4 separate regions of the Mus musculus genome follow, and regions 1, 3 and 4 are each linked to region 2. The links are chromatin loops, found by intact Hi-C in ENCODE. Cell type or tissue: left cerebral cortex. All regions are shown on one strand.

Region 1 (8,000 bases), 95 kb after region 2:
TACAGTCTCTCCTCCTCCTATTGTATGCACACACACATACCCCACATGTTAACATACACACACACACATACCCCACATGTTCACATACACACACACATACCCCACATGTTCACATACACTCAGATATGCACACGTGTGGAGACTCACAGGCCTCTTCCTCCCAGCTGTCTCCTGGCTCCCTGACCCAGCGTTCTCACTGCATGGGCACATTGCTGTATTAGATAGCCTCTGTCCTCAGGTGTGTCTTCTATCTGTAGTCTGGAAGAGTCTCACATCTCTTATACTTCCTGATATAAATTCTCATTTCAGATGATTTTAAGACCCTCTTTGAATATTGATCCAAACATGGAGCATCTTTAAACCTAGTCACAGCGGGGACTGTGGAATCAGACATGAATCATGTGTGTGTGAAGCACTTCAGACATTATAAAACATCTCCAGTATGTTGACACGTGTAATTTTTTAAACAGAGGTCCCCCATTTAGGGAGGAAAAGAGTTTAGGTGAGATAAGTTCAAAATCTAACACATAGAGGACAAAGTTGAGTGTGAAGTCTCCATGCCTTAGCTTAGAGGCTTCTCTGTCCTTTTCTTCTTCCAAGTAGGTAGCAAGGGGTAGGTCAGAAGTAAGTTTACCCAAGGCCAAAGGACCTGCTGTCCTTACGTCAAGCATAAAGTTGATTGCTCTAGAATAAAGGACCAGGATGTGAATTTTTCCACCAGGTTAGGGATACAAGGCAGGAGCTTCCACAAGATCCAGCCCTGTGAGCAAAGACTTCTGAGCCAACAGGTAGCCACAGAAAAAGAAGCTTCAGTTGAGGCATTTCCTCCAGATGTGTCAAGTTGACACAAAACTAGCCAGTACAGAGGGTGATCTGGGCACACCATAGACACTACCTGACACAAGCAACAAAGATTGAAATTAATGAGACAGTCTTCCCATTTGTAAAATGAGGCTACTTAACTACCCACCACTTCAGTGTTCTTATCTGTGAAACCTGTAATGTAGTATTAGCCATGTGCCATATAGCATTTGAGTTGATGATGGGCCCCCATAGACAGGATCCCATAAATCATAATGACAATGATGATTTGTTCCTTTAGCCTGGTGACATTACATGTTTCCTTACCTGGCTTCAGCACTGTTGGTATCAGCATACCTACCACTCTGGTGGCCAATCATAGAAAGAAAATGACTCCTAGTGACACATTGCTATCCCCACAGATCACTTCATCGATCAGCCCTAATCTGGAAGCTTCTTCTTGCAGCAGGTGGGAATTAACACAGAGACCAACCGGACAATGTGCAGAGAGAGACCTTGGAGAACTCATCTCTATATGGGATGCCTTTATCAAAGTCTTCACTCAAGGCTCAGGAGACTATTCAGATGAGGAGACAGAAGGAGTGTAAAAGCCAGAGGTGTCTGATGACTCACTCTAAGGGAAAGAGCATCCTCCAGACACAATAGGGCTGATAAACATGAACTCACAGAGACTGTGGCAGCATGCGTGCACAAGACTTGCAAAGGTCCAAACCAGACCACACACCACCACTGAGAAGAAGTGAAGACAAAACCCCTCCCCTAACCAAAAAGCTGTTTGTAATTGATACCTGCTGGGAGAGGAAAAGTCAGTTATCTTCAAAGAACCACACTCCAGGGCAGATCCCATGCCCAGAAGAAGGTGACCAACACAAAACAGACTCTGTGGGCTTTTAAGGTGATGTGTGTTTAGTTCCAGAATCTTTTGTTTGTTTGTTTGTTTGATTGATTGATTGATTGATTGATTGATTGGTTGGTTGTTTTTTGTTTGTTTGTTTTTCTGTTTTGAGAGAGAGAGGCAGAGGCAGAGGAGAGAGAAAGAGAGAGAGAGAGAGAGAGAGAGAGAGAGAGAGAGAGAACATATAGAGAGGTGGGGAGATCCAGGAGAAATTGGGGAAGGGAGATAATATGATCAAAAATGTTGTATGTAAAAATTGTTTAATAAAAGCAGCATAGTGACACATGAAATAACAGAAAGCATGTAGTATTTGATCATGATAACAACCAATTAATTATGTGGCTGGCTTGCTGTTTATGCATTTATCTGTATTTATTGGGTTGTTTATGCAATTGATAATAGCGTGTTTTTCTTGGTCATGTGGAGAATACCCCTACTTATTTAAAGAGTGTTGATTGTGAAAGTGCACCCTGGGACGCTGGCAACAGCTCCCCCAGTCTTGTCTTTGCTGTGTCTCTGTCGCTTTAAGTGGCCATATTCCCTGACTGACCTCCAGCATCTAGGCTTGTGTAAGAGATCCACAGGGTTTTCACACAGGAAGTCACCTGAATTTGATGGTACATCTCTCAGGACCTGTTTTAATTGTTAGTCAAAAAGTGACTGCAATGCTTGTATCCACATCAGACAACTCAGAGAGGGCATTTTTTTAAAGACCAGAAATATCAGCTCCTTAATACATATACAAATAAGACAGCAAGTACCTTTGGCTGGGCCTGTGGCTCTGGCTGAACAAACTGGTTCACCAGATGAAGATTTCTGTAAGGCAAGAGGGACTTGGGTAATCTGTGAGGACTTTAAAAGCACCTTCAATAGCGCTAAAGCATTTTGTTGGATAAATTTCATAAGGATCCACATGGCAGCTCCTACCCATTATAACTTCAGTCCTATGGGGATTTGAGACTCTCTTCTGGCCTCCCTGGGCACCAAGACCTCAAGTGCTGTGCAGAGTTACATGCAGGCAAAACACCCATACCCCTAAAATAAAATGGGGGGGGGGATTTTAGAGGAATCTCAAGAACTCAATTTTGTAATTTCCCTAAACTTCAGCATCTGACACATGCCTTTTAAAGCATCATCAAACTCCATCAAAACCAGTGATTTTTACATTCTTAAATATTGGTGGATGTCTTGTAAGATGCAATCATAACAGAATCTGTTAAGCATTGTTGTTGTTGGGTTTTTTTTTCAACCTTGAGTCTGTAGTGGGCTCTGCCCTATTCATCTCTCAGACACAATTACTGGCGAGCTTTTAATGCAGCCCACAGCTGCTTACAGGCACCAACCTGCTATTCTACTAGCTGCCTGCTGAGCTGAACTAGGAGCCAGAAGGGAGTCATTTTGATGGCATTTGAGTAGCACAAAATGTGAGTTTTCTCTTGAGAGGGCTTTTGAGAATTAGAGGGAGTTAGTCATAGTTTCCAGTGTGAGTATTTTAACAGTTGTGAAATTATGAAGGGCTGACTCAACAATTCCAGTGTTGCAATATGTCACTTCACTGTCTTGTTACTTAAAATTACATGCTTCAGGAGACGATGACTTTTAAAAGAACCCAACCAAGTCTGGAAAGAAAAGTGAGATATGCAGACAAAGCAAGGGGAAAATTATAAGATTGCCAAACACTTAGGAAGCTACTTAACAATCCCGAGCTCATCTAATATGTTTCTTTTTCTTAAATAGCATGTTTCTCTTCTCTGTGAATTATATAGTAGAAGCACACTTATTAAACAGTGATTCCTTTTCAGTATACAAAACCAATCCAAACTGGATTGAATATGTTACTAAATTTCTAAATCAGTCACCTCCTCAGTATCCTTTTGGGTAGGTTTAAAAAAAAAAGATGAATAGATTATCATCAGACAAAGATGATTAAGCCTATTCAAGAGGACTCTTAGGCTGTTGCTCAGCCTCTTCATTAGATAACTCCTCATTAACTACCCTAAATGAGCTACAAATAGCTATCAGGTCCTGTCCTTTATATTTGAAAATTAGACCCTTAGTAAGCAGATGACTCTTGAGGTATTTTCTAAGGATTTGAAGTTTTTCAAGCATGCCGCTATATTTCCCCATTCAAAATCATATACTCATAACACAGCTAGCCAGGGTTAAGAGGAAGCAAAAAAGAATCCAAAAGAGATGGTTCTAATGAGCTTGGTTTCTTTAACACGGTGTGATAATTAGGTAGTCCAGCCAGAGCAAAGGCCACACTGGGAAAACTTGAGATTATAAATAGCTCCACGAAATGTTAAATGCAAATCTAGAGGAGGCATTATCCTTTCAGGAAGCATTATCCTTTCAAGAACTGAACAAACTACAGAGTAGGACATGTCCTTGCATGAACAGTCAGGAGCTATAAAGAAGGGGGACTGGGGCTGAAGGGACAACTTAGCCTTCAGAGCACTCACTGCTCTTGAACAGTTCAAGAACAATGCACCCATGTCAGACTTCTGCTCACAACCACCTGGGCATCTAGCCCTAGAAGATCTAACTCTTTATGCTGGTGGCCACTGGCACTCAAATGCACATGTGCACACATAGACATATCATGATCTATGGAAACCTACTATTGTGTGAGCTTCAAAAACATGTACACAAACACATACACATATACATGTATAAAATAAGTGGAATTACCCTATACCTAGGGACAAAACATCTTCCAGATGCCATAAGTTATCAAAAAAAAAAAAAAAAAAAAAAACAAGAAAACAGCGTCCAGTGTAAATTGTGTCTCTTCATGTTGGTAATAAATCTCATAGACACCCCCTCACCAAAACCAAAATAACCTATGCCATCAGTCTTTGTTACCCTCCTAAACTTGATGGTAAGATCCTGTTGCTGAAAATACTTGAGCCATAGAACACGGAGAAATCAACTGATACTGCCCTGAATACTTCATCCCTACTGGCTAGCAGTCATGGAATCAGAGGCATTGTCCATATTACTGTGGGAGAAAAGTAACGGTTTACTCAGCTGTGACTCCTGTAAGCTACAGCAATGACCAGCCTGGCAGCCACTAAAACACAATAGTGTAATAGTGGCATGAATGTCTCTGGAGTAGCAAACCATTTTCTGATTGTATTTGAGGTCTACCCCACAAGATGGAACTCATGCCTACTGCAGTTAACTGAGCCAAAAACCTAGGGCTTAGTGTATCATAAGCTCTAGGGAAGAACCTATTACAAATATTCTAATAAATGGACATAGTATAAATTGTCCCCAAACATTTATCTTTATACCCATTGATTCGTGTGGCTCTCCACCATCATCAGAGAAGCTACTTTTGCAGGAGATGATGTTGAATACAGAGACTCACACCTGGTGGTCAAAGTGCAAAGAATAAGAGATTGTGGAGTTATCAGCCCTAAATAGGAAACCTATAGCACGTTCTGTTTCCCAGTTCTCAAGGATTATCATGGAAGAGGGGGGCAGAAAAAAACTGAGATCCAGAGGTAGCAGTAGATCACTACAGAGAAATAGTAGCCAAATTCCAGCATGGAAGGCAGAGGGACTTATTAGAGCTAACTCCTAATTGAGGAGCTATTGGCAACTGTGGCTGGTGTGGGTACGAGAATCGGTTTTCTTCATCTGTGGCACCTGTCATGTGACCTGTGTTCCACTGGATGACTCCTCACCTGGGCACACGCAGGCACCGATGAGAAGACTCAGTAGGGTTAGGAAAAAAAAGAGTAGATGAAATTGGGAATTTCTTCTGGGTACAACTTGCATGGGTCTTGTTCATATAGTCACAGTTGATATTAGTATATGTGTGCAGCAGTCCGGTTATATCTGAGAAGCATGGCTTCGCTACAGTCATCTATTAGCTCGTGTTCTTAAGATCTTCCTGCTCCCTTTTCCATGATGATAGCTCAGCCTTGACAGGAGGAGATAGATATGACATAGATGCTCCATTTAGGACTAAGCTTTCCACAGTTAATCCTCTGCACTTTGACCAACGTGATTCTCTATAGTAATCACCCTCTCCTGCAAGCAAGAAGCATCGATAATGAGAGCTGCGTGCTGTGCTGCTTTATGGGTATAAAGATAAGTACTTAGGAGGCAGCTTAGTACTCTGTCCATTTAGCAGAATAATAGAGTTGGTTCTTTCCTAGGGCTTATGGGCTATCAGGTCATGAGTTCTTGGCTCAGTTAAAAGTAACAGACATGAGTTCCATTTCATGGAATAGAACTTAAACTGAATTTTTAAAAAGTTGTTGCTTGCAGCCCCATAGGAGGAACAATATGAACCAACCAATGCCCTACAGAGCTCCCAGGGACTAAACCACCAACCAAAGCGTGCACATGGAGGAACCCATGGCTCCAGCTGCATATGTAGCAGATGATGGCCTTGTTGGACATCAATGGGAAGGGAGGTCCTTGGTCCTCAGAAGGCTCGATGCCTCAGTGTAGGGGACAGGAAAGCAGAAGTGGGTGAGTTGGTGAGCAGGGGAAGAGGGAATGGAATGGAGGTTTTTGGAGGGGAAACAAGGAAAGGGGATAACATTTGAACTGTAAATAGAGAAAATATCTTATAAAAAAAAAGTTGTTGGTAACTCTGATAATATTCGTGTCACTATTGCACAAATGGGCAGTTCCCAAATCACTTGGTATTGAAGCACACAGTGTTCACAGCTGGATAAGGCTATTGATTCTTTTCCTCCCTAGTAGTGGGCATAGTACCTCCTACTATGAATAATGCCAGCCGGGAAGGAAGAAGTTTCCAGATTGGTACCAACTGACTCTCTCCATGTTCTGTGACTCAAATATGTGGGCCTCACCATCAAGTTCTGGAGAGTAACTATGATCAATGGCAATAACCTATAGTATTTGGGGGATATGTCAGATCCCACTGACCAACAATTCAAGAAGAGGTAACCCACACCTGACATTGGGTTGGTTGTTTTGTTTTGTTTTGTTTTGTTTTGTTTTTTGATAGCCTAGGTCTTCTGGGAGAGGTATTATCCCCCCATTATATGGTAATTAATTTTAAACTATATAGAGAGTTTAGAAAGCTTGTACAAGTAGCAGGTTTCCATATGGCTTCTTCAGAGTTCTTTAATGCTAGATCGATGGAAGCCCAGAAACAAGCCAAATAATGTTCGAGAACATGTTAGATGACAGAGATGGCAGTTCAAATGAAAGAGAAAAGGGTAGAAATTTTTCCATAACTATATCTTTGGAAACCTTCACCAGATGAAAGAAAATGTCTACTTTGTGGCACAAATATCAACTGATTTAAAAATCCAGACAAGACAAATTAAAATTATAAAATCAATGTAATTCTTAAATGTAGCATTTAGTTATGTGGAAAGAACTTTTAAATAACACTCCAGAGACTTGAAGTGAAAGAAGACTGATAGCAACAAAGTTGAGGATTTTTGTATAATTCGAAGAACCAGAATGAAGTTGCTACATTAAGTAACAGAATAATCTAAGAGCTGTGCAACATCCAAAATGAATCAAGAGTTAATAGTAATGTTATATAAGGAATAATCCCCGTAAATTAATAAGAGAAAATATAGGAAACTTGACTTTTAAGTTTCCAATGAGTAGGAACACCAAATTCAGAGGAGGAGACACCAACATGTAGGTAAAAAAAAAAAAAAACAACTCGGTTACTTCCTTTGATATTCATAGACATAACTTTTAAACAACTTTGTTACCATTTGGTTGGCAAAACAATTGAACATTGGTAATACCAAGTATTGATGATAATGTTGGCTAATAAGAACTTCTTACAGTGCTCATAGTAGAAAATATTTGTAGTTTAAATGTCTTTGATCCTTCATCCTGTACCACTTTCATTAAAACAAAAACAAAAAAAAAAAATACTATACATCCTGCCTCTACTGGACTTGACTGTATAAGTCAGTTGAGTCTTATGATAGACTTCATATGTACTGCCCTGTTCCTGGACTTTAACCTCGAGCATGTCTTGGACAAATCGTGTGTTAACAGTAGAGGTAGAGCAACGGCTTGAAATGTAGTCACATGGTCAGGCTTGAGCCTTCATGCCTCTGCATTTGCCATGAGAAGAATATTCCCCATTTATGTAACCTGAGTTCAAGGAAGATGACAGTTGTGGGGAGCAGAACTGGCCCAATCTGAGCCTGACTGGCAGTCACACCTTGCTGAATTTCCAGTTACCCTATACATGTATGTATGACTGATAATAAACTATTGCTTGAAGTCATTTTGTTCATGACAGTTGGTTTCATAGTGTCAT
Region 2 (8,000 bases):
GATATATGATAATAAGCTATCCGGGGCTTTATTAAATATTGACTAGATGCTATGTTACTGCTATTCTTTGACAAGTCAGTCAAGGTCGCTGCTCTTAGAGGAGAGGCCCTCAGTTCTTCATCCTTGAACACCTGAGAAGTATGATTTCTTTTTAATTTAATTCTTTTTTATTTTTTTTTACTTATTCACTTTATATCCCTCTCACTGCCCACCCCTGCTACCCTACACACAATCCTTCCTCTATTCTCCATCCTCCATCCCCCTCCTTTTCTCCTCTGAGCATGTGGGGGACCTACCCTGACAATTCAAGTGAGTTCAAGACAAATACACATACACGTGCTCACACATGTACACACACACACACACACAAGCACACATGTGCATGTGCACGCACACACATACACAGGCACACACATGCACAAGCACATGTACACTCACACACACACACATACACACACACATGCACACACACACACACACACACACACACATCTTTTAGTGCTCTCTTGATGCTTTTCTAGATCTCTACTTTAAACAAGCGTGGCACTTGAACTATCCGCTTTGCTTTAATTTTCATTTAATGGGGTTAGTTGGCACCATTTTTTACCCCACATGTAAATTTCAGCAGAGCACATTACCCTTCTAGTTATTTTTACATGATAAATTTTCACAGTCAGCTTAAAGCATAGAAAAGCGTCATAATCTAGAAGTGGTGCAGAATGCCATTTATCTAATGATCAATTGTGAATGTGATTGGAATTCTAGACTTCTCCCTTTTCCTTCTACTCAGATCTGTGGGGAGTAAGAAACCACCTGTAGGAATGTAGGAATGGGGAGCTGTCTGCTCCCTTACCTTTTTATCCTGCAGAGTAAGCGTCTGGGAAGGAACCAAAGAAAAGAGTAAGATGTTCTTTATTAATCTCTGTGTGTTTCTGTCTCTCTGTGTGTGTCTCTCTCTCTGTCTCCCTCTGTCTTTCCCTTTCTCCCTTCCTCTCTCTGTGTGTATCTGCATGTCTCCTTCTGAATCTGTCACTATCTCTCTCTGTCTCTCTGTCTCTCCCTACTTCCCTTTCTACTCTTTTTGTGTCTTCTTGTCTCCTCTGTCTCTGTCTTTGCCTCTCCTCTCTCCCCATTCATGAGTGTGTGTGTGTGTTCTTTAGAGAATCACACTTTCATTAACTATCAAACATATACCTATCTCCTTACTCCTTTCAGGATCCTTCCTTACCCTTTAAGCCTAGCCCTTTACCTCTGTCCTTTTTTGTGGGCTGAACTTGACCTGGACTGAAGTTGGCCCATCTTATTTTCCCATACCTGCCCCATGCAGAGCACCTTAAGTCTCCTCAGCCTCTGGAAGTATTCAGACCATTGTTGACCAGCAGCAGTGTCGTCTCTATACAGAACTACTGGGCTAGCCAATCTCTCACCTTTCAGGGTTTTCAGGTCATACTCTGTTGTGTGAAATGTCCTGGGAGAGATGAACAAACACCAATTCACCCTGGTTAGGATACTAACAATGGACAAAGAAACAATTCCATCTGAGTGACAAACTCGATGGCTAACCACTAAGTTCAGTGTGGTTACGGACAGGCCCTTGAGTGACTCAAAGTCAATGGCATTGCTGAAGCCTGTGCCCCTAGCATAGCTGTAACCATTTTGTTCCATTCCAACCAGCTATTTTATACCATTGCTGTAATATGCCTGTAGTCATTAACGAAAAAAAAGAAAAAAAGAAAAAAAAAACCTTTACTCAGAGCAGGGTCATGCTGACCACATACCCTGTTATGTTCTTAGTGTTATGAGGTTTAGTAATCTTATAAAATCCCACAACTATAAGCTTCATGTAGGACCCATCAAATTAAAGATCAGTATGAACTGTTATGTGTAAAATGGTGTGAGTCAGGATTGACTTCCACCACAGGCACATGAGCTCATGATGGGTTTTGAGGGTTTAGCCTTAATGAGCTGGCATAGAAAAACTGTTGGGGTTATAACCTCAGCCCCTGAATTCTGAGCTATAGCCATGGCCAGTCAGTCTTAGGGGGTGCATTCAATAAAACATCCCTGTCTAACTGAGATCAGTGTTTGTGTGGTTTGTGGGCCAAGTCTTGGACCCCAAGAGGTATCACTGAAAAGCCCACCCTGGCATGAGTGACTACATCCCAGGAGCACAGCTTTGTAGGCAGATCCACAGAAGTGATTCTCCTTCCCCAAAAACTTGAGGGAGGGGGTAATTTCTGAATCTCTTAACTTCCTGAGCTTCCTGAATCTTGTAAGTTTTCTGAATCTTACGTGTCTCCCCCTTCCACTTAAGGAAGGAACGTTTCAATTCTTAAAAAAATAGTAGACACAAACATTGGTCCAACTATTTCCCAAATTGTAGTGATAGCCTAAGAATTTATCAAAACTACCCACATAAATTTAAGTTAAAGGAGATATATGTAGTTTTAGAGGGAGAAATTAACATTCTCCAGTAGCCTTCTCTAAAATCTCCTTCAGTTCCTCCTTCCCTCTCCCACTTCCTTCCTTCTTTATTCATTTCCTTCCTTCCTCCTCTCATCCCTCCCTCTCTCCCTTTCCTTTCTCTTATTTTCTCTTCTTTCTCTCTCTCTTCCTTCTTCTTTTTTCTGTTCTTTATCTCTCTCTCATATATATGTATATATATATATATATATATATATATATATGTGTGTGTGTGTGTGTGTGTGTATATAAATAATTAATAAGCAGCAAAAAAAAAATCCCCAAATTTTAGAGATATCTTAAGAATGCCTCAAAACTACCTACATGGATTTAAGATAAAGGAGAAATACATTATTTCTGAGTGAGAAATTAACACTCTTCAGTAGCCTTCTCCAAAAAATCTCCCTAAGTTCCTGCTTGCCTCCTTTCCTTCTTTCTTTATTCTTTTCCTCCCTCTACCTCTCCCTCCCTCTCTCTTTCTCTGTCCCTTCCCCTTCTCCCTCCCTTCCTTTTGTTCTTCCTTTCTTTGTGCAGAGGACATCTTGCAAAGGTTGGTTCTCTTCTCCTAATATGGAAGTCCTGGGAATGGAACCTAGGTCATGGAGCTTGGCAGCAGGTGCCTTTACATGTTGAGTCATCTCACTAGCTCCCTAAGCTTCTGATAACTTTAAACTATTAGAGGAATAAACAAGCAACAACACTAATCATTTGTACAATGTAGGAGACACAAGAGTCACAGAGATTTTAAAAATTTTTATCTGCCGGGCATGGTGGTGCATGCCTTTAATCCTAGTACTCAGGAGACAGAGGCAGGCAGATTTCTGAGTTCGAGGCCAGCCTGGTCTACAGAGTGAGTTTCAGAACAGCCAGGGCTACACAGAGAAACCCTGTCTCAAAAAACCAAAAAAAAAATTTGTATGAGTGTTTTCTCTGCATATATGTCTGAATTATGAAGTTCAAAAGAAGGCATCAGATTCCCCTGGGACTGGAGTTAGGAACAGTTGTGAGCCACCATATTGGTGTTGGGAACTGAACAGCATCTTCTCACTCTTCTACAAGAGCAATAAGCGTCCTTAAATGCTGAGTCATCTTTTAGTCCTAGGTCATATGCATTTATAGCATCTCCTTTTTACATATACTCCACTCCCTTTGGAATCTCTTATCAGAGGGTTACAAATAATATTCTATTATTCAGTTAAACATGCAGATCAACTTTGAACACATCTGGAAAGTTCAGGGTTTGGGTGAGGGAAAATAATTTGTTGTTCTTACTTTCATGCTGTTTGGTTTTAAAAGTCGGTGAGTTTTGCTATAATAATTGCTTAATAAAACTTGCCCTAGAAAAAAAATTGTTACAATTCAATTTGTTTTTCCTCTTGGGAATGTTTGTATTTTTTTAATTTATTGCCCAAATAATGAGATATAAATATTTTAAAACTGATTTTCCTACAAAAGCCTTTCATAAAATCAAAGGTACAAAAGAGATAACGTTGAACAACTCCCTCAAGACCATGACTCACTACAATTTTTATGCAATTAAAGTGAGGAAGTAGCTGGCCATAGGCATTGAAATCTTTAACATTATCTTAAAAGTATGTCATAATTCATGTAAAGACTCTCAGGTCTTCCAACTGGGCAAAATTTCTCATGCTGCTATTAAAATCCTTGGACCAATATGTCAAAATTGTCATATATTTAATAAACAGTACCATTTTTATAGAGCAAAGGTATTTATTTTAATATTCCCTTACTGTACATGCAATGGAGCACAACAGATGTTCACAGTGTTTTTCACAGCATTATCTTATACCATCTTTGCCTTATGCCCCTCAGGTTGATTCCCTGGGGTAACCCATCAAGAAAAATCTAGGTGTCTAGTCTGACTGTTCCATGGCTTGTCCTATCAAAAATCTGCTCAGCCTAAATGCACATGGTGCATTCTAACTTAGTAAAGATAAATTCTTGCTCCCACTTCTAACTTTGGAAAGGGGACAATCATCCATCCTTTTTTACATAAGGAAGAGAAAAATATGAGTAGACTTGAGCACACATTTTAATAACACTTTAGAATAAGAACAAAATGGCACCCTTTCAACTGGAATCCTAAGAACTAATTTACTGAATATGGTAAGCCAAAGTGATGTCATGGACCATTACAGAAGCACGAGAAAGCAGAAAACTCCACTTTAGCTGCCCTCTTCAAAACTATAAAAAAAACCTCACTGCTTTTTTGGTACATACACCCCCACTCCAGTTATGACACCATCTTGGTTTGGTGCTAAATGTCTTCTCAAACCACACGGCTGTGGGTGAAGACACCAGATCTGCCTCCCTCTAGCTTCCTCCCCAACTTTTTGGGGATGACAACAGTAGACAGGGGTTGGTGAGATGGGTGTTAAAACTGAGCCAAGTCCTAAATTCACCCAGCTTAGAAAATGTATGTCAGACTTCCAGCTGGAGTGAAGCTTCAGTAACACAGCCTGGGAGGGGGAAGGAGACTCTAAGAGCAGAGTCGGCAAGGATGTAGTTCATCCTTGTTGAGACAGATACTTGTAAGTTCCACAGGAGGTGAGGAAGCCAAGTTCTAGAAGCAGAGTAGCAAAGTTGGACTATGTAGTGGGGGAGCTTCTCTAATTATTAGTGAACATTTGCATATTGGGTAAATCCTTCACAAAGCTCTATCTCCATAATCAGTGAATGGTTTCCTCAATGAGTGTTAGAATAATCTGGACTTTTTGATGACTGGGTTGGTACCCTTAAGCAAGATTACAGAAGTAAGGTCAAGCATGGTTCAGCACTCGAAAAGTGGAAATGGGTGGATTGGTAATATAAGGTCATTCTTCATTGTTAAATAAGTTCAAGGCCAATTTGGGATGTGTGAGATTCTAGAAGGAGCCTTTGAGATGAGGTTTCCAAAATTTCATTAGGATTCTTGTGGTCACTAGGGTTTAGGATCACAGGCAGAGGCAGGGAAATAGAAGGAAAGAAAGAGAGGGAAAGGGAGAAAGGAAGGGAAGGAGGAATTAAAGAAAGGGGGGGGGGGCAATCCAACAGAGGTCAATTTGGCTTGATCCTGTAGGTGAAGCTATCAAGATACTATGATCACATCTCAGATTTTAATAGGTGAGAAAGCTAAAGTTCTGATATTATTGTATCGGGTACCATCAAAGACTGCCCCAGGACATAGTTTGGAGGGGTGTGCTCCAGGCCCTTGAACTTTTCCAAACATGCAGAGAAAGCATGGATGAAGGTATCAGGGAGGGCCTATGGGTATTGCCAGGGAAGGAAAGGATCCAAAGTGTTACGGGCTTGGCAGCCACAGCATCTACTCTAGGAGAGCCACACGATATAACAGGTTCAGAGGATGCTTCAGGACAGGAAAGGAACTTTGTCCACAAAACACTAGAATTTGTGTTTATCTTTCTGGCAAGTTTCTGAGCTGCTCCTCTCAGCATGAGATGTAATTCCCCATCAGGGAAAATTTAGAGATATGTTCTGGCCATATGGCACTGTTCCTTTGTTATGGCTCTCTCTCTCTCTCTCTCTCTCTCTCTCTCTCTCTCTCTCTCTCTCTCTCTCGTGTGTGTGTGTGTGTGTTGCTTACTAATCTGCTTCCCTGGCTTGCTCAATCTGCCTTCTTATAGAATCCAGGACCACCAAACCAGAGATGGCACCACCCACCATGGGCTGATCCCTCCCCCATTGATCACTGATTGAGAAAATGCTAGATATCATGGAGGCGTCTCCTCAACTGAAGCTCCTTCTTTTCTGGTGACTCTACCTTGTGCCAAGTTCACATATAAACCAGCCAGTTCAATATCTAAACATAATGAAGCACAGGAAGAAAAGACAAAACAAAACAAAACTCCAACACCTATACTCACACATCTATCAAAATTAACTTGAGAAATCAATGGATAGAAACAACATTTTTAGCTTTATTAATTTTTTCATGGTACTCAGGATTTATTTTTTTAGTTTGGAAGTATCAAAATAAAAGGTGTTTTTATTCTAACCACAAAAATATAGTTAGAAAAGAAACAACAAGTTATTAAATGTCTACTCTAGAGAAATACAAAATAAATAAGACATGGATCTCGGCCTTGGATTCTTATACACTAAGGAAATTAAACACACACTCATGAAATAATTCAAGAGGATGAAAATGTGCAAGTGAAAAATAATTCTGGCAGTAATCCATAGAGGTAAACAAGTCCTGAGCAAAGCAAACAACCCACCTGGGAATGACAGAGCCCTAGTCTGATGCTGGAAACCCAATCAGAGGCTAGCCCCATGTCTCTAAGTGCCAGTCCCAAATTTAAGTAAGTTGACAGGTAGAACTGGAACATTTTTCCATTTTTAAAATCTGAATTTAGTTCTTTCCTCTGGTTATTTGCAAATTACTTTCAGTAAAGTTTATCTTTATGGGAACAGGGCCAAAGATGGAGGGGTGAGAGATGACAGAGTCACATAAGGAATCCCAGGAAATCTGACGGAGAAGACCAGCATCAGGGTACAGATCTAAGTTTATTGCCCAGCCCATAAACTTATGTACAGTGTTTGAGCCAATCCCAAGCCTCTAAATCCTTGGCTATTTGTACCTCACCACACTGTGCTCCAAAGAAAGTCCCACCTAATGAGGTAACTCACAAGGGGATGGGGAATCATCACTTGTGAGAATTTCCGTGAAAATGAGGAAAGCGGCCATTCCCTGGCCTCCATTCCTTTTAGATCTAATACCATGTACTGAAGATCAGGACTCTTTGAGGAGTAGCTGGAGGCTATATTGTCTCGTTATCCATCCTACTTTTTTCCTCAAAGCTGATTTCCACATCTCCCACATAGCTTAGATGCTGGAGAGTTCATTTAAATGATTTCTCTTTCCAAGTTTATAGAGGAACTGTGTAATTGTTACTTTGACTTTTATGTTAATCGGTTTTCTATTATTGAAATAAAATGCCAAGAATAACTGAGGATTTCTTATAATCTTTATACATTTTTAGATTCTGTGTCTGTATGTGTGTTTGTGTGTGTGAGAATGTGCAACGGCATGTGTATGGATGTCAGAAGATAACGAGTGAGAGTCATTTTTCTCCCACCATGTGGGTCCCAGGAACTCAGCTCATAAGGATCATAGGCCAAGATAAGCTCTTAAGCAGAAAATTATTTACTTGGCTCACAGTTTTTAGGGTCCCAGTTGCTAATCAGTCAACCCTGTTGCACGGGTGAGCCACCAAAAACTAGATGAAATAAGCGTATGGTGAAATAAAATTACTCACTTCATGATCAGCATGCAAAAAAAAAAGAGTGAGGAAGAAACTGTTCCCAAGTCCTCATCAAGGACACTGCCCCAACAACCCAACTTCTCTCCACTAGGCTCTGCTTCCTTAAGATTCCACCATCTCCTAATAGTGTCCTCTGGATGAAACTTTTAACATATCTGAGGAGCTCTTAGTAAACATTCAATATCCAAACTACAGCAACCTGGATTTGCACAACTTCTTATCCTAGAGACGTAATAGAAAATCAAGTAAAGA
Region 3 (8,000 bases), 120 kb after region 2:
TTTGTGAGGTGCCTGGGGCCCTTAGGCAGACACTTGTCATGATATCTCAGTCCACTGCTATTTGGTTACAAACACAATCACACTTCAGAAAGCTTTCTGTTCCTCTTCCTCCAGCATTTTCTTTTCACTACACCTTGCCTGCTACTGCCTTTGACCCCTCCCAGATCAGGGTAGGGAAGAGAACATTGGGGGAAAATGTCACCCAAACAACAAGACTATCTCTGTGCCAGAAATACAGCTGGACCCTCGTGGGCATTTTCTGCGTGCCTCACAGATACTTCTGGCAAGGCTTTGGTTGGATTTTTCTAACAGATGAGCCACAAAGAGGATTTTTTTTTTTAGAAGAGTAGTTTTAGGTTCACAGGAAATGTGAAAGGAAGGCATAGGTTAACGTTTAATTCAAGAAGCCAAGGATGTGGTTCCTGTTTGTGTATCAACATGTACTTTATCAACACGCCACCAGAGTAAAAGAACACCAGTGGGTTTACAGATTCTTAGTGTTGTGTGTTCTACAGACTTTGACTTGATTCAACACCTGGCACCACATCACAGAGTAACTGCAATGCCCAGAAAAATTCTCTGTGCTTTGCTTATTTACCACCACCACCCTTGTCTCTTTTAACCCTAAGTACCCTCTGTCCTTTTCTCTGTACCCATACTTTTGCCTTGTCCAGAGTTTTATATATTTAGAATCATGTCGTCTGTCTGGAGACCTTTCAGACGGGCTTCTTTGACTTGTTTAAGTTTTCTTTATGTCTTTGTATGACTTCTTAACTCAGTCCCTCTCACCACTGAGTAACGCCATTACCTTTACTTGCTACATTTTATCCATTCACTTCTTGATGAGCAACTTAACTGCTTCCACGCTTGAGCAGGCCAGAATAAACCTGCTGATAGCATCAATGGTCTGATGCTGGTTTATTGTATGAGCTTCAGCTTTTACCATCTTTGGGTCCAAACCTCCTGAAGAGTTTGTCTGTTGGGTGGTGAGAACATGCTTGGCTTTGTGAGAAGTTGCCAAACCATCTTCCAAAGGATGCAAGGCAGTGACGAGCCCTTGACTGAAATAACCTCATCCTCTAGGACGGGCAAGTTTCCTTGCAGAGTCACATGGAAGGATGGACTCCAGCATCTCTTCTACTTAGATCTTTCTGGCCAGTTTTTTAAATGCCTTGGTCCAGCTCTCCCTCACATTTGGGCCACATCAGTTTCGAGAGCTAGATCTTATGATTGGCCATGGAAGCACCACCCTTTTCCTGACAGGGCAGGAAACTACCCTCCTGTTTCACCTCACCAGCCAGAACCTCTGACCCTCTGGATTATTCGTCTGGTATTAATACAATGGGTTAAATATAATACCTTCTGTGGTATTAGAATACATCATCTTCCTCCAGGAAAGCTGGAGGATATATAACACTAGGAGATAGTTGTGAGTGTGCGTGTGCAGGTGCGGGTGTGTCCCAGCCAGAGTGGAGGCTCTTGCAGCCCACGTTGCATATCATATGAGAGCTACTATCCTGTGTTTGCTTACTCCTATGGACTGGTTTTCAGGACTCACCTGACAATGAGGGTTTCATAAGGCTCCTCCCCCTTAGCAGCCAGAACTATAAGCTCTGCCTTCCCAGAACTATAAGCACGCCAGCATCTTGGCTTAGCTTTTAAGCCTCTTGACAGCTGTGTTTATTTGGCTTCTTGGCATCTCACTCTTCACGTGCACAGCTTAAAGACTGAGAAATGGTTTGGAGAAAAAAAATGCATACTGACTCCATTTTCTTTGGTTCCCATCTCGATGTGTTTATGGTCCATCAAGTCCTGGCAACCTTGCATCCTGAACTCCAATTTTTTTGACGGAGACAAGCAAGGAACTGTCACTCTGTTTTGATTCTATACCCCAGAGGCCGTTGCATGGCTCAACAAATGCTCCCATGACACAAGAGGAGCTCTAAAGGACTCACTTGGCTGCATTGCCCTCCTATGCCATTCTGGTCCCTCTAGAGTCCCGCATCTTCGATTGCATCTTTGATGCTCTCAAGCTACTAGTTCATACTTTTTTAATTCAGCCGTTGGTTTTTTAGTACAAGGCTTTTTTCTGCTCTCCTCCTTCAGAGCCAGAAATGGAAGCCCTCCCTCTCTGTTTTTCCCCCAAGAAATAAAGCAGGTGGCACATTCTCTTATTTGATAAAAATGTCTTTCTGGTGGCTTTAAATGTGAAAGCTAATTTAACAAACAGCAAACATTCACGGTTCACAAATAACACCTTTTCTTAAAAAAAAAAAAAAAAAAAAAAAAAAAAAAAAAAAAAAACAAACCTGTAGCTTTGCTCTATCTTTAATTTGGCCACTTAATGTTTCAGAGGAAAACTCTAATGGAGGCTCAGTTTTTTGATCTTTGTAGCAGGTATAACAGGTGTTAAAATTAATTCAATTAAACCTAGGAGCAAAGCAATGAGAACGCATTTGATAAGCTACCAGTCTCTGCACAGGTTTTCAGAATAGAAGGTAGAGAGGAATTGCTCAGTCCTAGAACCGCAGCTACCACTGAGGAAGAGGTTGGTAAGGGTGTGAGTATGTGAGGGGGGGGGCGGGGGGGCGGGGTGACTCTGGGAGGGGGCGAGGAGGATGCTAGGAATGCTGGGCCCCACAACTTCCTTGTCACCAGCTGTTTCCGATTCAGCTCAGCGTTGGGAGGTGAGATGAGAAGCCTCTTCAGGCACCTTGAGATGTTTCCACCTTTTCCTTTCTTCAAGCAGAGTCACACCCAGCTCTGCCAGGTCCGGAACTCCACCTCTAACTCCACAGAGCTCAGCCCTGCCTAGAGCACTGCCTTTAGCCTCCTTCTCCGCCCTCCACCTTCCAGGTGCAGGCATTTCAGTCAGGAGCCACCATGCCCAGCTCTACTTAGAGATTAAGGGAATGTTCCTGCTATGGTCTCTTATTTATTAGCATTTATTGAATGACTGCGCTTACAAAAAATGGTCTCAATGAAACGAGGTCTGCACAGAAAAAATAAATAAGATAAGGAAAAAATAAGGACATATACAAAGATTGTGACTCTGGGTGAATTCTTTTGTTTATTTCACCAAAATTTAGAAATACCTGCATTACCTTTTTAAACAAACAAACAAACAAACAAAACTATTTCTAGAGACCATCTCCATACACAACAGTGTGCATGGTATGTAAGTGTGTATTTTTAACTTACATTTATGCAAAAACAATCCGTGTGACAAAAAAAAAAAAAAAAAACCTGGCACAGCCCTCCCCCACGCTCCCCCACCCTTTCCCACCCTCCCCATCCCCTCCCCCACTCAGGAACAAAAAGCCCCTCAGTGTTCTTATCTAATAGTGACTTCTCCTGATATATCTGTATCATATTTTCAAGAAAAGGCCGGTTTCTGACCTGTGATAGGCCTACCTATGTGTTGGGTAGATCCAGGTCCACACCTTGCACCTGTGTGCCTCTGGTCCCCTCGAGAGCGCAAAGTTAGACCCGCCCTCATTCTGCCCCTTCCTGTGCCCGGGTGTTGGAGTCCTTTCCTTTCAACTTATCCCTTCCCCATGTCTCTCCCTGAGCCCCGGTCTCACTCACAGCCCCACTAGCCCGGCCCTTGGCCCACATTAGACTCTTTCATCTCCATTTTGTGAGTTTATCCCCGCAGATCCCTGCAAACTCCTGGAGGTCAGAGCTGAGCACCTCTGTGTTCCTTTTTCCAGGCAGGTTGTCTACACATGCTATTAAACTAGACAGGCGCTCTTCCTCATCCCTCCTTTCCCACTCGCCCAATGCTCAGAAATCAAACAAAGCCAGAGGGACCAGGACACGCCCTGGAGGAGCAGGAGGGGACCTGGGACCAGCTTCTCCTGTCTATCAGTAATTAGAGCGGTGGGGGAGGGGCTGCCCTTGGCACAGACAGGTCCTTAAAGGCTGCTGCCCCAGAAACTGCCTTCAGATCGACAGCCAAGGGAATCGCGATGAAAAATTCATCAGCTTCTTACTTTCCGCGGCCCAGCTGCGCCTAGCAGATGACCTCGGCGGGGACAAGCCCGCTGTGAGACACCGTCTGGTCGCTTCGAGGGGGCCAGCCCAGGCCTGCCGGGGAGCACTGCACCGCTGGGCTTTGTGCGTGCGCCATGAGCACGCGCCTATGAGGCCTAGAAGTACCACCGAGGTTTGACTGCTGGGGACCAGAGACAGTCATCGGACCTTTTGGTGCAAGCTACTGGGAGCCAGAGTGTCACTCTCTAGCAGGCGCCTGCGGTCCATCTTGCCCATCATACACTGTCCTACACAAGGCGCGACCTACTAGTGGAAGCAATACCAATTGGGTGGGCACCTGGGATCGTGGAAGCCCTGTAAGCTATAAAACTTCTAACCCTGGAGACTGGTCATCCTAACTAGACCTTACTTTCATGCCACCACCTCCCACCTTTGCTGGCCCCAAGCTGCCTCCTGAAGTTCTGGATGGGGTAGGTTCTCTTGAGCTGGGGTGGCCTGGGAGGATGACAGAGATCCAGTTGGGGAAATGCTACTGAGTTGCAGGTTTCTGGAGGCCTCTCCAGCCCCTGCCATCTGGGCACTGCACAGACAGACGCTGCGTGGGTCCCTAGAGCTTGCCACCTCCGCGCCACACTGCCAGCCATGCCGCTGCGGCTGCAGAAAAGCCTCACGTCCGAGATTGCTGGACCGTGGGTGGGGGTAGGGAGCGCAAAGCGAGACTAGGCGCGGGAGGCGGGGGAGCGGGGGGCCACTCCTGGACTCTGAATTTTAAAGTTGTTTTCTTGCAATCACACTTTAATATGCACCGATGTCTGGTCTGCGGACCACGCAATGTAGTGAGATGCCATGTTGGCCTCTTTGGAATCCGCAGTAGGTTTTTTTGTGCTGTTCTGCTGGGGAATCAAATGTGGTGATTAGGGAAGTTTTATATTCAGGTCAGGCTTTCCCAGGACTAGAGAATGTACTACAACTTAGGCCAACATCGCCATCTGGTGGTATCATCGAGGGACTCGAGCAGGTGTGGGGAGACCAGAGGAATGATGTCATGGTCTGCAATTTTTTTCTTGAGGGGCGGGATGCTGGCTGGCTGCGGATCTAGTATTGCCTGATGCATTGTTTCTCGGATTTGGGGTTTTGCTGTTATTCACAGGTGAATCACCAAGTAAGCAAGGGTCCTTCCTAAAACTAATACCTTACATTTCACCCCATTGCAGAATTGAATTTAAACCTAAAAGACCCAATGGCTTTGACAGTCTTGAAGCAGGACTCCTTATGTGATCTTTCCTGGGTCCGTCTAAGTTGTTCACTTGACAGCCCCTCCCCGAGGTGTTTCTCCCTCCGGAATTCAACTGCAGAATCATCTGTGTGTTCAGAGCCCGCTTGCATTCTTCTGAGTTTCCATTCCTTCAAGACTAAGGAACAGGCTTCACACTGCCTATAAGCATAGGGTCCCATCTTCAGAGGCATCTCCCTGGCTCCCTTAGTCACTCCTCTGTTCTTTGCTTTACCAGATCTGGATAGAAAAGCCAGCTCCCTTGCTCCTCTGTACTTCTGTCCTCAGCATCCCTCAACACTTTGCCCCTCACCTTAGCTCTAGCCAACAACTGACAGCAAGCACCATTCTGCCTTGCCCCTCGTCCCACCCAAGGCTAAGAAGAAAGGGTGGCCTGAGGTCGCTGAGTGGGCTGGCTGCACATTGAAGGTTCAGGTGAGACCGCAGTGCCGCTTGATGGTGAGCCGGCGTTGATTCCTGCACTGCAGATCTTCTCAGTTTCTTCTCCTCTTTAGCTTTGTGTCTGTACAATACTTGGCTAGTTCAGAAGCAGATCCTCCCACTTTCCAGACACTCTTGCTCCTCAATGTTGCCTCTTCTACCTTAAAGTAGTTGTGTCACTGCCTGGCCTTTTATTCTCTCTTACTTCGGAGGAGGAAAAACAAGAAAACAAAAACACAAAACAAAACAAAACAAAAAAAACCTTTCATCTTTTGCAAACCCTGTGTATCTGCTTTTACCTGCAACACAAACTACTGCCTGCAAGTAAACAGGGGTGGGGAAGAAGAAGCCCCTAAGAAAATGTACAGAAAGAATGGCTACTAGCATTCTCAGAAGAATGGATAAAAATACTGAATGCATTTTATATATGTGTGTGTGTACAAGAATAAATATATATATGACTATATATGTGAATACATATTGTATACACAAGAAAGGGAATAGTAAGAAGACAGAAAGGGGATTTTTAAAAGTTTTAAATGCTAGTAACAATGAAAGATTGAAAAATGTAACATTTCACATAAGCTTCCCAGAAATTCCAATAAAAGGCAAAAAAAAAAAAAAAAGATTGACCAATTTTTATCCAAGAAAAGAGAAAAACAAGATGAGCTCCACAACTTGAGGGGATCGAGGCAAACTGATATCGATCAAATGGGATCCTTTGTCTTAAAAAGTCTTCCAGAAGGCTTGGCATGCCTGTGCATAAATCCTACTCTCAGCAAACCAAAAAAGAGGGTTAGCTCATTTAAGGCCAGCCTGGGCTCCAGAGCAAAACTCTCTCAACAATAAGTCTTTAATAATTCCAAAGGGACAACAGCAGAGCTTAAACCAAAGACAGGGCTCATGCGTTGAGCAAAGTTCCTTGGATAGTCTCATTTACAGCAGCTGGAGTTCACTATTCCATACAGGGGAAGTCTCCTTCATCAAATGGGGAAACATGTCTACTGAGTTAGCAACCAAGAAAACGGACGTTATTTCGAAGTGAAGGAGACTTAGCATGGGTCACTGAGTTGTTACAAGAAGAGAAAACAAATTGGGAAAAAGGTATTTCTAGAAATTGTAATCAAACACACACACCTCTGTAGCTGCCTTCAGGAGTCAATGCTTGTGGGAGGCCATTCCCTGTGCCTCTCCGCTGCTGTTCAGGAGCTCCAAGGGTCCATGATATCACTGAGCAGCAATTCCTGACACTTGCCTGGAAATGCCCTGCCAGAAACCTAATGGTGTATGTTTCCAAAGTTTAAAATCCTGTTAAGGCTGGAGAGATGGCTCAGTGGTTAAGAGAACTTGCTGTTCTCTCAGAGGACCTGGGTACCATTCCCGGCACCCACATGATGGCTCAGAAACATCTGGAACTCCACTTCTAGGGGAGCTGATGCCCTCCTAGGACCGCTGCTGACCCCAGGCAAGCACTTGATGAACACAGAGACATGCAGGCAAAACACTCATACACATAAAATACAATAAATAAGTCACCTTTTTTTATTTAAAAGGAGGTGTGATCTCTAAAAAACCAAAAACAAACAAAAACTGTGACTGCCTTTAACGGGAGTACCTAAAGAGAGTGATTGACAAAGTGCTCTGCGGAGTATAGTAGGCAGGCTTTCAGGCCTGATGATGAAAGAAGAATGTAGAAGAATGAGGCATGGGACCTTCTGAAGACTCTCTCCTAGAAGATACAAATGAAATGAATAAATATCCCAGAAGAATAGTTTCCAGGACGTAGGAATGAATTACTGATGGTGGTAAAGAAAGCTAGAGGAAGGTGATACAAATTTAAGACTAACTCAATAACAGACTCCAGAGAAAGCACAAAGTCATACAGTAAAGCAAACATAATCATAGTCCAATATCTGGCTTTGCTGTGAACCCTTCCTGTGGTCATAATTATATAAATGTTGAATATTAACTTAAGAAAATTCTGAGAAATTTTATTACCTTGACAGAGCAGTTGGGAGAATGAGCATAAGGATTGGTGGGATTTGAGATCTAACTCTGCATGTTCCACAATAGAAATTGAATACGTAGACTCAATCATTAAAGAGGAAGAAATTAAGAAATGGGAAGTAGCAATATGAGTAGTTATTCATATATCTGAAAGTATATCATTAAATAATTTTTCAAATATAGAGTGGAATCTGGAAATAGGGCAGAGAACACTATAATGTGGAGCTATAAATCACAGGGAGTTGTACACTTGTCTTAATGATATATATGCATCCTTGTCGGT
Region 4 (8,000 bases), 300 kb before region 2:
AAATATTTTGATAGCACAGAAAAAGAGATGTATGCTCATTAAAGTTTAACGAGTGTCTCCCCCTGCCATTTCCCATATGAGGATCACGCACCATGACTCATGAAGGGTGGGTGCTGGGCATAGTTAAATAGGGACAAATTTAACTCAAACCCAGTCTCTATCGCCATGGGGATGAATGAAACTCAAGATGTGCCCATTATGATGTAAGAACCTGGCTACTGACCCATGTAGTTTGGTGGATGTAGCTTAGGTTCAGATAGATAGATCTAGTATCATTCCAGGATGTCTAGATTTGCATTAAAAAGGAAGATGGGGGGGTGGCAGGGGGTTGGAGAACATCTGGATTCTAGCTTTCAGGCAGCTACATTGCTGGGATCAAACCTAGGAGTCTTAGAAGGCAATGTTTTGGGGCCAAGACTTTGTATAACTGTTGGGAGGCAGAGTTTTCACCAAAGTCTTTTTCATGGAGCCAATGACAAAGCTTCATCCAAAACATTCTAGACTCAACTCTAAATGTCTCTACATGCTCTGCTGAGCCTATCTTTAGTCTTCCTTGGCTCCCAACCTCTACCCTAAACAAAGCCACTTCTGTGATCTACCCTACCCTCCAAGCAATTCCCCATGGTCTCTCTGGTACCTACATGTATCTCTCTCCATCTCTGATGGTGGAATGATAACCATTCATTGATGACAGCCTATTCCCTTGGTCTAAATTCTTGATAATTCATCAGAGCTGTGATCTCCCAACTTTGCAACCCGCAAACCTTCCTGTCTATGCTGCCTATAAAAGTCCCAGTGTGAAGAACAATGTGGCCCAAAGGTCACATCACACCAAGAGAGATCTGGGAGAGGGGTTTCTGTCCTTCCTTGATCAGGTATGTCCATGAGATAGTCATCCAGAATCATGTACCAACTGTTCACTGTGACATAGTTATCACACATCCTTGGCCCAGTCAACACAAGGATGCCATGATGAAAGAATTGCCATTGCCATTCTCACTTCAGTGGAAAAACAGACTCTGGGAGGCTCAGTGACTTGGTAGGGTTACATGGGTGTCCTGTGGAGAAAACAGCTTTAAATTCCCTTGGTTGCAGGGCTCATGGTTTGGTCACTGTTGTATAAGGCACTAACTTCTCTGGGTTTCTGTCCAGTGAAGGTTACAGTAATACCTATCTCTCAGATAAGATGATACAAGGGCATTACTAAAATTCCAGTGTTTAATATCTCTCAGCTGCTGCCACTACTGTCAGCATGCTGGCTTCCGCCTCCTCCTCCTCCTCCTCCTCCTCCTCCTCCTCCTCCTCCTCCTCCTCTTGCCTGCAGAATGAAGCTGGAAGGATCTGTCCTCCTAACTACCTCTTTCACATTTACCCTGTGCCTGGTTTATCCATGCACAGCATCTGTAAGAGACTCAGTCTTCTGTGAGCCCATCCATGCTTCAGAGGGATGGACAAAGTATTCTAGCATTTTCCTAACACTTGATGAGGTGACATGTTGCAGGTAATTTTGGACCACGTGTTTGGAACCCTTGTGGGCTTTGTACTTTTAGTGTGTTTGGAGTTCCTGCTTTATGCCATTTATCTTACTTAATTCTCTGAAGTGCTCTCCCACATTGCAGTCCAACAGAGTATTTTCTTACCATCTTTCCAGTACCCCCAACAGCAAGCCCCTTCCTTCCCTTCCTGAGCCCTCCCCATCACTCCCAGTGCATAACTGGCTTCTGAAGGATACAGCTCTGTTTTACTATGTCTCCAGTGTCACAGGTGCCTAGTGCCATTCCCACAGTTTCTGAAATCCGGATCTGTCACAGCTGGGTGATATCTGAGTGGCATTAGGGTGAGCAGTCCCTTTCCCTGGCACATCTCATTGCCTGTTTGGATTTACTTTAACCTTGAAATTAGTGGGGTTAATGGTTAGGGCTTGTGTGATAGTGTCTCATCTATAGTTTTTCCAGTCTTAGCCCTGGACAGTATAGATCTTCTTTCTCAGAAAATGGCCTTGACTCTGAATGTCCAACAGAACCAGAACCCCTGCTTCTGTCATGGAAATTAACTCAAACTGAACCCAATCAACCCTGGTTCCAGTCCTGCCCTGGTCTACTAGCATGCAGAATGAGACCTCTGTAATTCTGCCATGGGGAGTTCAGTTGCTCTCAAAGAATCTTAAAAGATAGAAAAAAAATCCAACCTTTCTAATTAATAATACCCCAAAAGATCAAAAGTATCAGTTTCTTCTCTACACACATTTTATTATCAGTGGTGCAATTAAATTCTATTTTGTGCTGTGGTCTGAACACTTCACAGCTTGGAAAAGCTTCTCCTGAGATCTTGGCAGGGACAAGCCATTGCTTCATAATGAGGTGAACATGAGAACTGTCTCTGGTGGGAAAGGCAGAGATCTGAGCATGGGCACAGGCTCTGCTTACATCCCCCTCAGAGCAGCAAAAGATGCCTTTGCTATGTGGCTAAGGGACATCTTCAAGATCTCTGACTATGGAGAGCCAGTGTGCCTCCTGCTGCTGTGGTCCTTGTGCCCCCAGCTAATGAATTCATGCTCTCAGGGCAAGATGGCACTCCTGGAGTAACCCAAGTGCCCTGTTTTCCTGTTTAGCATTTGTTTCTGACTCTACCTACAGAATTCTGATTCTCCCTCAGCCTCATTTGCATTCTGCCTCTTCAGGCCTGTTGTGCAGACAGTACCAATCACAACAGGTCTATGGTAAGTGACTGCATTTCAAGAACAGAAGAGAGAGAGAATGACATAAACCTCCCTAGAGGTAGAGGGTCTGACATTCTGTTCTTCAATAGGCCCTATACATATTCAGCTTTGCGTGAGCCTCATTGTGGGGTGCTCCATGTACCATCTATACACAACCAGATTTTGAGAAGAAGTGGATGAGGCAATTCTCATTCTGCTTCTGTAACTGGACTGCTGGGGTTAGAGACCTAGCTCTCCATCTTGATGATGATGCGATCTTGCACGAGTTTTACAGCCCTTCTGCACTTCAGTTTTCTCACATATAAAGTAGAAACATTTGTACTGCTTACCTGTAGGTTTTATTGAGTGTTGAAAGCTCAGTTATATATGTGATACTTTGATAGCAGCTGCCAGGGTCCAGTATATAAGCAAGCAGAGCAGCCATATTGAATGCCACACAATAGCCATTAGCTTAAAAAGTGGTTCATAAGAAACAAAGCTCATCTCTCACTCCTGCCCAGTGTCCCATCTCTGGGGCCACTTAGATTACTTGGTTACTTTAGGATACTTCATGTTAGGAGGATTTATACTGATCACTCAGTCTTTTCAGAGACAAATGCTCTCCAGACACCAGGGAAGTTATTTAAGGCCACATCCAGGTGGCATATAATACCACTCTCCAAGGTGACCACTAGATGCTTGGCTTCCAGTGCTTGGAAGGGGTCTTGGTAAGGCTGTCTACTGATGCCACCAGAAGCTAGCCTACGCTGCTGAGAAGCAGGTAACCCACTCCCCTGGCTTTCCTTTACCAGTCCCCATGAGCAACTTGAGAAGAAATACCCTGTACTACCTGGACAACCAACTCTGTGCTCTCTGTACAACTAAAGCCATGATCCAAGTGGGAAAAAACAAGCCATGGTGACAGAAGCCAGAAAAATGTGTCATCTTGGTATGTGGGGTAGACTGTGAACAGGATAAAGGCAGGAAGGAGCTCTCTGAAGACCTGGGGATCCTCTATATTTTCATCTAGCTGGTGCTTATAACGGCATATGTATATTCAGCTACTGCTCCCCAGCTCTACACTTCAGCTTGCACATCCTACTGCATACAGTCACACCTCAGTGAATGACATTACTGCCCCAGATGCAGAAGGGACAGTGTAGGTAGTTTGTAAGCCTGACCCACTTTATTCTGAAGACACAGAGAGTTCTGAGTCTCTGTCTCCATCACACATCTTTATCTTCCTCCACAAGTGTGTTTATACCACAGGTTATATTTATATCTGCAGTCACATCTATATATTTAAATAAGGAGAGGAGTGTTATATGCATGCGACTATATATAGAATATTTTACTTCTTTCAAAGAACAGGAAGATCCTAGCTCCATTATGTCTTTTGGACACCCCCTCCTCCCCCCACACATGCACACACAATCTGGCTACTGACTAAGCACTTTGCCCTCCTTTTTTGTCTGAGATGAGATGTTCACTGACCTTGATGGTGATCTTGGGGATAGTCAGTATTATGGACTTTTGTTTGGCCAGGACATCCCTGGACTCGTTGATGCGTGCCGTGACGAAGAAGTGCAAGAAGCCCTGTTCTAGAAGGTGGCTCATGTACTCGCCCGCTCTGACCAGCACCTCCTTTTTCTTGGCTGAAGGGAGGAAAAACCAACAAGGCGGACATCAAGACCTGGACGAGATGGCATATGGCTCACTTGCCCTCTCCCATCCTCCCCTCATTAGCACACAAGTCACCAGGAAAAACAGCAAAAGACAGATACAAGGAGTCAATCAGGGACAAGCTCTCCTGTCTCATGGGTGAAGAAAGAATACACTGGAAATGTAATAGTCAGTGGGGTCTTACTACAGAAAAGAGTTGTCAAACTTTCGAAGCATTGTGTTTGCTGCTGTAAAATGGAAAGGGTAAACAGAGATATTAAAGGTGAATCCTAGGAGCTTCAACCTTGCAGGCTCTGACCTGAGCCAAGGCAATCCCAAGATGGCAGAAAATGAGCATAGAGTGCCCTCGCTCCTCTTTGTGACTGGAGAGACCTCTGTGTGGAAACCTTACTGCTAGCTTTCAGGGTAGAGAATAAGCCCTGCAGAATGGCATGGAGGATGGGAAGTAGTCTCATTCCTCTTTCAATCTCCATGGGGGCTGAGGATGCAGAGTTGTATCTGTAGCCTGGGTCCATTTGCTCACTCTGTGACTCCATTTCCCATAGCCCAGGATTCTAGAGCCCAAAGGACAGTTCTGTAGGCTGAGCCCAGGTATGTATGTCCTTAGAGACAGTGCATTTTGTCCCTTGATGTTTCCAGGGATAATAATAAACAGTGGTCTTCTGGTTTTTCTTAGGGGAATGTGTTTGGCTACTAGGTTTCTTTAGGGCAGCAAGACTTGTGCATCTTCTTTGTACCCATCTTTGCAGGGGTTCTTATCACCACTTATAGTCTCAGCCCCAGGGCTCCCTTCTTCTTGGAGGCAGACCATTCTCTCAATCACAGCACTGAAGAAATGGGACTGTGCACCAGAGCCCCAGAGAACACTGCTCCTGAAATAGTCCATTATATAAGTGCCATGTTGTGCCACCGCACAAGAAATTGTTCTAGATAAAGTTTATTAAACGCGGCAAGAGAAGGAGGAATAGATTTTCACTGTATGAGTGGTGGAGATGGGAGGTTGCCAACATCATTTATGGTGTCTGGGGAAAGCCAAGGGAGACACAGGCTGGAGCTGCCTCATCTCTTCCAAAAAGCAAAGGCAACTAAATATAGCCAAGTGACAATGATAACACCTTTGAAGGTACTGGTTGGTTTAAGTTATTCAAATCTCCCAAGCTGACTCTAGCCTACACATTCCCTTTAATCACCAATCTGAAGTCTGCTCACATTCTCCTTAGAAAACTTTACTTGCAGTAGAGGCACTGCAGGATGCTTGCTTAGGGTCAGACATGTGTGATTTTGCAAAAGACTAGGATTGACTTCAGATTGCAACATGCGTTTTATTGCATGCAATTGATGCCACCTACCTACATTAATTAGTAAATTTGCAAAAGAAGAATGAGGTTCTAATTCCCTTGAAGTGATCTGGGACAAGCCCTGAGTGGTCTGACTGATGGAGCTGTATTAAAATCAACTTGGGCTTAGGTTTGGTCCCTACATGAATTGACTCAATTGAGAAATACATTACATCATTTTAATCCATTAACTCATATAGAGTTATCCCCTCATTTTTAATATTTGCAGGGGAAAGGTTTATTTTGGATACAATCCGTCATGATGCGGAAGGCCCAGGAGCAAGCGTGAGGCTGTCATGTCTGGTTGTGTTGCTTCTACAGCCAGGGAATGGCTTGAGTCCATCCTTTAGTTGGGCTAAGGAGACAAGGAAGATTGAAAGGGTGCATGTGAGGTTGGAAAAGGACTGTGCTCTATTTCTGGTGTAGAGAGATGTGATGAATTATAGTTCCACTCAGGGCCCCAGTTCACACCCATTGGTTCAATGTCCTTGCCCATGGGAGGATCTAGGTTCTGTTACCTTCATGTCTTTAACCATATAAACCCAGTCTGAGTTTCCCACCCTGTTGGAAGGTAACAGGAATTCCAAGGCATTTCACACCTCTCACTCATGGAGTTTCATCCACCCCTTCCTCTCATGTGCACAGGCCAATCAGGTGGACTCGATCTTCAGGACTTGTTCTTAGCACTGTCAACACGACCACTACATTTCAGCTGGATGATGATTACAGCATCCTAACTGGCCTCTGAGCTCCATTCCTGCTTCTGTGAGCTTCTCATCACAGCAGCCAGTGTGATCCTCCTTATTTTTTAATTTAGAAAGTTATCATTGTGTGGGTACAATCGTATGAGTGGAGATCAGCAGATAAGTTACAGGAGTTTGTTCTCTTCCTCTACCATGTGGAGGATGGAACTCAGGTGGCCAGACTTGGTGGCAGGAAATAAAGCCCAAGTTTGTATGAGGGGTGATATTTATTATATGAGTTAAGCCCATCACTTTTCATTGCCTGCTTTTGTTCCTGTTTGAATCTGGTTTTGTTATTGTATGTGAATGACAGAGGCTTGGAAATTTATAAAGAAAATAGATTTAGTTGATTTAGTTTAATATTAGTGGTTGGAGCATCCAAACAGCATGGTGCTGACATAACAGGAAGGGAACTGGCCATGTGCCCAAGGGGCCCTATTTGCAAAACAGCCCTACTTTATAATAAGCTGCTTTCCCAGGAATTGACTCACTCCACAGACCAGTACCAACCCTTCCAAGGTCAATTAGGATCACATATCCTAGTTATCATCCACAAGGTGCTGCCTCTTAAAAACTCCACCTTCTCCTATCATCAGTTTTCACACTGAGGACCACACCAAGTCAAACAAGAATGGTTCTTCATCCTTTGTGTCTCATTGAGCACATTAGATATCCTATGATACCAATGGGATTCTTCTGGCTCAGATAACCTCTGTCAGGTCTCTCTGTTCCACACCACCCAATTACAGAGATAATTTTTTCATTTTGTGGTTGCAATGCCTGCAAGGCAAACATGTCTCTCCTTCTTAGTCTGTTTTGTATTTTCCTATTACACATATAATCAAATGATGCACTTGCTAGCTTGCTTGGTTCTTTATTGCCTGCTTCCTCTATAAGACCAGAAACTCTGCAAAGATGTACACTCCCCTGTGTCCAGCATATTTTAGAACCTGGATGCTCCAGTTTGCTTTCTGTTGCTGTGTTAAAATACCATGGACAAAAATAATGTAGGGAGGAAAGGGAAATTTGGCCAAAGTGGAGAGAAGACGGGGATGGAGTTCAAGGTAGGATCCCAGAGGCAGGAATAGAGGAAACAGAGACCAAAGAGAAGTGCTGCTTACTGGCTTCCTTCCTCTGCTTGTGAGCCAACTTTCTTATACAATACAGGACTATCACCATGGGCTGGGCCCCCCTCTATCAAATAGCTAACAAGAAAACGTCCCACAGACATTCGTGCAGGCCAAACTGATGTAAACAATTCCTTTGACAAGGTTTCCTCTTTCCAAGTATGCCAATCAAGATTAACCACAATACAGGTCTGGCTGGGAATGGGCTAACAATTCTGTAGTGTGGGTGATATTGCTCTCATATACAAATGAGATCACACAGGCAACCTGCCCAGGGACACACATCTAGAGGTGATACAGTCATGTCTCATATTTAGGGTTATCTAATTTCCAGAATCAATGTGCTTGTCTGTTCCGAGGAAGCATGGAAGCTGTTTCCCCTTCAGTCCTTCATGTGGAATACTCTTTTTTT

The links. Peaks named below come from ENCODE experiments on the same cell type or tissue, not always from the same donor. Only the 100,000 strongest peaks of a DNase experiment are listed, where the experiment ranks them.
Region 1: a loop joins it to region 2, with 7 times the contacts of the local background. A loop is called at or near these places in 2 of 42 quality-filtered maps.
Region 3: it touches region 2 in a loop (7-fold over the local background); 2 of 42 quality-filtered maps call a loop at or near these places.
Region 4: it touches region 2 in a loop (11-fold over the local background); 3 of 42 quality-filtered maps call a loop at or near these places.

What each region holds. Positions count from the first base shown.
Region 1 is chr13:37,287,658-37,295,657 of GRCm38, forward strand. No RefSeq gene overlaps it. Among named protein-coding and RNA genes, the nearest start is that of Gm40913, 42 kb to the right of the region's middle. In left cerebral cortex, a CTCF peak has its summit at 3,068; a DNase peak (open chromatin) is centred at 3,212.
Region 2 is chr13:37,192,506-37,200,505 of GRCm38, forward strand. No RefSeq gene overlaps it. Among named protein-coding and RNA genes, the nearest start is that of Gm30600, 53 kb to the right of the region's middle. In left cerebral cortex, no CTCF peak of the experiment used is centred here; a DNase peak (open chromatin) is centred at 4,792.
Region 3 is chr13:37,307,761-37,315,760 of GRCm38, forward strand. No RefSeq gene overlaps it. Among named protein-coding and RNA genes, the nearest start is that of Gm40913, 22 kb to the right of the region's middle. RefSeq lists an enhancer at 3,206-6,050. In left cerebral cortex, a CTCF peak has its summit at 4,996 (motif pointing left); DNase peaks (open chromatin) are centred at 1,704, 2,101, 3,984, 4,659 and 2 more places; H3K4me3 peaks cover 495 bases; H3K27ac peaks cover 1,899 bases.
Region 4 is chr13:36,888,614-36,896,613 of GRCm38, forward strand. It overlaps F13a1 (coagulation factor XIII, A1 subunit), which reads right to left. Exons shown (of 15, transcript NM_028784.3): 13 at 4,193-4,353. The region is part of intron 2 of Gm30489 (a long non-coding RNA gene); the gene reads left to right. Among named protein-coding and RNA genes, the nearest start is that of Gm30489, 69 kb to the left of the region's middle. In left cerebral cortex, no CTCF peak of the experiment used is centred here; DNase peaks (open chromatin) are centred at 2,379, 3,251, 3,803, 4,815 and 3 more places; H3K27ac peaks cover 2,079 bases.